2 separate regions of the Homo sapiens genome follow, and region 1 is linked to region 2. A link is an interaction called in ENCODE POLR2A ChIA-PET data of the cell type or tissue named here. Cell type or tissue: K562. All regions are shown on one strand. Links, peaks and the distances in the headings refer to the core of each region. The heading gives the core; the rest is flanking DNA. Region 1 overlaps ATR (ATR checkpoint kinase). Region 2 overlaps ATR (ATR checkpoint kinase).

The links. ChIA-PET counts read pairs that join two places held together with the same protein. Peaks named below come from ENCODE experiments on the same cell type or tissue, not always from the same donor. Only the 100,000 strongest peaks of a DNase experiment are listed, where the experiment ranks them.
Region 1: POLR2A ChIA-PET joins it to region 2 with 5 read pairs; 9 of 35 experiments call an interaction of 5 or more read pairs at or near these places.

The regions. Positions count from the first base shown.
Region 1 is chr3:142,497,639-142,500,560 of GRCh38, reverse strand. ATR (ATR checkpoint kinase) reads left to right here. Exons shown (of 47, transcript NM_001184.4): 31 at 843-934; 32 at 1,787-1,964. Among named protein-coding and RNA genes, the nearest start is that of XRN1, 51 kb to the right of the region's middle. In K562, for the core only: no CTCF peak of the experiment used is centred there; no DNase peak of the experiment used is centred there.
Region 2 is chr3:142,573,018-142,575,914 of GRCh38, reverse strand. The region is part of intron 1 of ATR (ATR checkpoint kinase); the gene reads left to right. Among named protein-coding and RNA genes, the nearest start is that of ATR, 4.3 kb to the left of the region's middle. In K562, for the core only: no CTCF peak of the experiment used is centred there; a DNase peak (open chromatin) is centred at 1,044.

The DNA.
Region 1 (2,922 bases), core at 224-2,723, 76 kb after region 2:
TAATATGGATATATATGTGCTGTATGCAGTGTTATTAGATTATTAAATGGAAAATTGTACCTAGCCTAGGATCTAAACATATGGCAGAAATTCAGAAAGTATGATTAATAAAAAAGAAACATGAGGAAAGCCTAGCGGTTTCTGTGTAGTCATGATCTCAAATATCACTGGTCATCCTAATGTCACCTAAGTAGAATGCTTAGAACAAAATAATTAGCCTATATCATACTGGTTTTGCAAACTCAAATTTTAAACTAACTGAAAGTAGTTTAAAAATAGGTATATATTTTACGTAGCTAGTTTTATATACTTTGTTATGCCATTGACAAATCATTGTAACTTTCTTTTGCTCTTGGTATTGTTCTAGATACCTCCCAACTGTCCGTAAGTTATACCACTGGCCCCCCTGTATTTTTGTCTTAAATTTAATTCAGAATTCTGAGTTATTGGAATTGCTTACCTCTGAATTTATGTGTGTTCAGTTGGCTCTTTTTCTTCCTTGCTCTTTGTTCAAATTAAGCATGCAGCTATTTTTACAATGGGCTTAGTTATTATTCAGGAATTAACTCTGCTCTAATATATGGCACACTTTAATTTGTTGAAGAATGTCATTTTAAATGGTGTATCAGAAGTAATTAGTGAAAAAATATTTTTGAAGGATGGAAAGATTAAAATTTTCTGGATAGTTTCTGGATAGAGATAATTATTTTATATCTAAGAACAAAATACAATATAATGCAAATTCAATAAATATAATAAATAGAGTATGTAAACCAATGAAAAATCTCTGAATGTCACCTTAAATAAATTAAAGTTTAGTTGATATGGGTTTCTTTTAATAGGTCCGAGTGGACAGATGAATTAAACACGTACAGAGTGGAAGCAGCTTGGAAATTGTCACAGTGGGATTTGGTGGAAAACTATTTGGCAGCAGGTAAAATTACTTCTTAAAATATAAGCAGTTTTAGGATGGGTGCGGTGGCTCACGCCTGTAATCCCAGCACTTTGGGCGGCTGAGGCGGGCGGATCATGAGGTCAGGAGATCGAGACCATCCTGGCTAACACAGTGAAACCCCGTCTCTACTAAAAATACAAAAAATTAGCTGGGCGTGGTGGCACGCGCCTGTAGTCCCAACTACTCGGGAGGCTGAGGCAGGAGAATTGCTTGAACCTGGGAGTTGGAGGTTGCAGTGAGCTGAGATCGCGCCACTGCACTCCAGCCTGGGTGACAGAGTGAGACTCCATCTCAAAGAAAAAAAAAAAAAGCGGTTTTAATATGACATAAATATTCAGACTTAAGTAACTTAGCAACATTCATACTTAATATCTTAGCCTGTTTTATGATTGCCTTGTTTAGTTGTTCAAAGTAGAATGAAACCAGGCTGGGCATGGTGGCTCACACCTGTAATCTCAGTGTTTTGGGAGGCCAAGGTGGGAGGATTGCTTGAAGCCAAGAGCTCTAGACCAGTCTGGGCAAAATACTGAGACTGTCTCTGCAAAAATGTTTTTTAAAAAACTTAGCTGGGCATGGTGGCTCATGCCTGTTCACCTACTCAGGAGACTGAGGTGGGAGGATCACTGGAGCCCAGAAGTTCAAGGCTGCAGTGAGCTATAATCATGCCATAGCCCTCTATCCTGGACCACAGAGTGAGACTCTGTCTCAAAAAAAAAAAAAGGAATGAAGCCACCTGTTTGATATTTCAGCTGACCATTTTATCTAATGAAATAAAGCTGACTCTTGGACCCAGCTACCGTGACATTTCTTGACTCTTCATTTGTTTTTCAGATGGAAAATCTACAACATGGAGTGTCAGACTGGGACAGCTATTATTATCAGCCAAAAAAAGAGATATCACAGCTTTTTATGACTCACTGAAACTAGTGAGAGCAGAACAAATTGTACCTCTTTCAGCTGCAAGCTTTGAAAGAGGCTCCTACCAACGAGGATATGAATATATTGTGAGGTATTTTGGAATTTCCATTTTTATATTTCTGGCCTATAAATGTCACCTGACAGGATTGGAAAATTTTTTTGAGTAAATAATTGATAGTGAGTTTGGTTTCATGCATAGCTACACTAGACAGCTCTTTCATTCTTTTTACCTCACAATCACCCTACAGTTAAAATTCTAACATACATCCTTTTAAGGAAAGGCAACTATGAGACTAATGAAAAACATAATAAAAATATCTTATGTTTGTCCTCTTGTAATGTCATAGTTTGCTTTCTATATAACCAAATATAATATAGACATCTATAGCACCTGGCACATTGGTGCTTGGTATTTGTTGTTTCCCTTTCCTTTTCATTTAGAAATGTGTTTGATATTTCCCCCCAAAAATATAGGCATCACATTACTAGAAAGAATATTAACTTTTATAGGTGAAGAAGAAAATGTTGGAAAACATTTTAGGTCTATGAATTCTACCTGAGGAAAAATGATAAACTAAATATTGTAATTAAGGTATAAGAAATTTACTACATAGCACTGTTTTTTTAAGTTAGAAGAATTCATTATATTTAGTATCAACCCGTTTGGTGATATCTTAATGAAACTAGAGATTGGACCACTGAGTTTAATTCTGTTCTGTAGCTACTCAGCTATATCCTTGTACCTTGAACACTGAATCATAGACACTGACTATCATACAAGGGGGAAAAAGCTAGTGTGAATGTATCAAAGTTTCCATCACTCTTAGAAAAAAACTACATTAATTTCATAATTTTTTACTATCATCTGCTATGCCAGGCCCTCTTATAGTAGCACCAGCAATATATGCAAATACCTCATGTTGGTTTATAATGGATCCATATTTTCTTTTATCTTCATTTAGGTGGTAAATTTTGGTTTCATACATTTGAATTTAGTTTTATCCATCATTCTCCAGTTTAATTAGGAATTTGGGATTCACTGCAAATCC
Region 2 (2,897 bases), core at 1-2,500:
AACTCCTTACCAAGGCCTCTAAGGTTCTACATAATCTGGCTCAGCCTGCCTCTGACTTCATCACCTTTTATCCCTCTTTTGCTTACTTTACTCTAGTGATACTGACCTTGTTTCTCCAGGATACCAAGGCTGTTCCTGCCTTTAATCGTTTGCTGTTCCTTCTATCTGAACACTGGATGGTTTCATTTAGATGTCATTTCAGAATCACCTTCTCTGATTTTCCTACTTGAGATTGCTTTGTAGTTGTAAGACATTTTCAAATGTGATAGTTGCTATTAAAATGTTAAATGGAACAGTGGGATGTGGAGGAGGTTCTGAGGAGCAGCAGCATTAGCCACTAGAGGAGATTTGATGGTGTAAAGAAGCTAGTCACGTGAATCTGGGATGGAATAGGAAGTACAAAGGCCCATAAGTGGGAATGAGCCTGCTTTTTTTTTTTTTTTTTTGAGACGGAGTCTCGCCCTCTCCAGTGGCGTGATCTCTGCTCACTGCAACCTCTGCCTCCCGGGTTCAAGCGATTTTCCTGTCTCAGCCTCCCTTTCCTGTAGCTGGGACTACAGGCTTGCACCACCGAGCTAATTTTTATATTGTTAGTGAAGATGGGGTTTTACCATGTTGCACAGGTTGTCTCCAACTCCTGACCTCAAGTGATGCACCCACCTCAGCCACCATGCCAAGGCTGAATGAGCCTACTTTTAAAAGGATAGTAAGAAGGCTGGAGCACAGGGAGTAAAGAGGGGAGTGGTATGAGTTAAACAGGGAGGGGTAGGCAAGGGCCACATCCTTCAGCACCTTGGAGGCTAGAAAAAGGAGTGAGATTTTATTGTGTGATGGGAAACCATTGGAATCTTTTAAACAGGGAAATAAGCAAGTTTTTTAAAACTTGCTTAATTTTTACTTCCTTAAAATCCTTCAGTGCTTACACATTGCCTTCAGTGTAAAATCCAAACTACTTAGCCAGTCCTTTGAAATTTAACCTTATCTTCCCTCTTCAGCTGCATCTCTAAAGGCTTTAGCCACATAGAGCCTCTTACAGTTTCCAGTGCTTGGACTACCCTCCCTCTTACCCTTATTTCACTGCCTTGTCCCTTAGGGAGTCAGTTTTGTATCACCTCGTTAAGGAAGCCATGACTGACAGGGCCCTGCTCAGGGCTGAGTGTCCCTTTGTGTTCTTTCTTGGGCCTGTCAGTTCTTAACCATAATTACCTCTTGTTTGTCCTTTAATCTGCAAATTATTTTAGGGCAGGTGCATTCTGTCTTGGTTATCCTGGTATTTGATGCTTACCTCAGAGGAGGTGCCTAAGCTTTATATAATACTTACATTAATACTCAAATTTTATAGTATGCTTTTGAAAAGTTATACCCTCTTAGCTCAGTTCCAGGGTAGAAGTCACAAAATAAGAAGTGCTCACTCCTGTGAGTTTTCTTTCTTTTTTCTTTTTTTTTTTTTTTTTTTGAGACTGGCTCACCTGTTGCTCAGGCTGGAGTTCAATAGCATGAACATGTCTCACTGCAACCTCTGCCTCCTGGGGTCAAGCGATCCTCCCACCTCAGCCTCCCAAGTAGCTGGGACTACAGGTGTGTGCCACCATGCCTGGCTAATTTTTGTATTTTTGTAGACGGGGTTTCACCATGTTGCCCAGGCTGGTCTCAAACTCCTGGGCTCAAGTGATCCGCCCACCTCAGCCTCCCAAAGTGCTGGGATTACAGACATGAGCCACCACGCCCGGCCAAGTTTCTTTCTTCTGATAGTAGATCTAATGAATGGTAATCAATTTACATTTTTCTAAAACTGATTTTTAAAAATTACACAAATAATACATGAGTACATAATCTTTACAAAATGAAACTTTGTAAGAAACTCTGACCACTACCCACAATCCTGGCTCCTCTTCCCATGTTCCTCTTTGTTCACATTTTTAAATGATACTTGTGAAATTACTGTGGTTTATCATAATGTCTCCTGACTTTGTCTAAAACAATTCATGTTACCTTGTAATTACAGATTTTGAATTTTTTGTTAAATTTGTGATGCCCTATACTATGGTAGCCACTAGCCAAATGTGACCATTGACCACCTCACATGCGGCTAGTCTAAATTGAGATGTGCTGTAAATATAAGATACACAGTGGGTTTCAAAGACTTAGTACCAGAAAAAAGAATGTAAAAGATCTCATGAATAATTTTTATATCGATTACACATTCACCTAATATTTCAGATATATTGTTAGGATCAATTGTTTTTTTCCTGTTTCTTTTCTTAATGTGGCTACCAGAAAATAACAAAATTATGGCTTACGTTATATTTCTATTGGCCAGCGCTGATTTAAATAAGATACATAGCACTAAGTTGTTTTGCTTTCATATGCAAATGTAACTACTTGTTCTTTGATTCTTTTTTTTTTTTAAGGACTTTATTTAGTAGCATATACAAACTTGCTTTTTTTTTTTTTTTTTTTTGAGATGAAGTCTCACTCTGTCATCCAGGCTGGAGTGCAGTGGTGCGATCTTGGCTCACTGCAACCTCCACCTCCATGTCCCAGCGATTCTCCTGCCTCAGTGCCACAGCTTCCCAAGTAACTAGGATTATAGGCGCCCACCACCACGCCTGGCTAATTTTTCTATCTTTTAGTAGAGAAAGGGTTTCACCATGTTGGGCAGCCTGATCTGGAACTCCTGACCTGAAGTGATCAGTCCGTCTCAGCCTCCCAAAGTGCTGTGATTACAGGCATGAGCCACCACGCCTGGCCCTTTGATTCTTTGTGTCTAGAGTTTATGTTACTTAAAAACATTTGTTAATTTCAGTAAGTTTTTCTATTAAGCAAGTTCTAGGTGATGTAGCAGAGGCAAAAAGAAATAAAATGCATTTTCTCTCCTATAAGAGCTTACGGTCTAA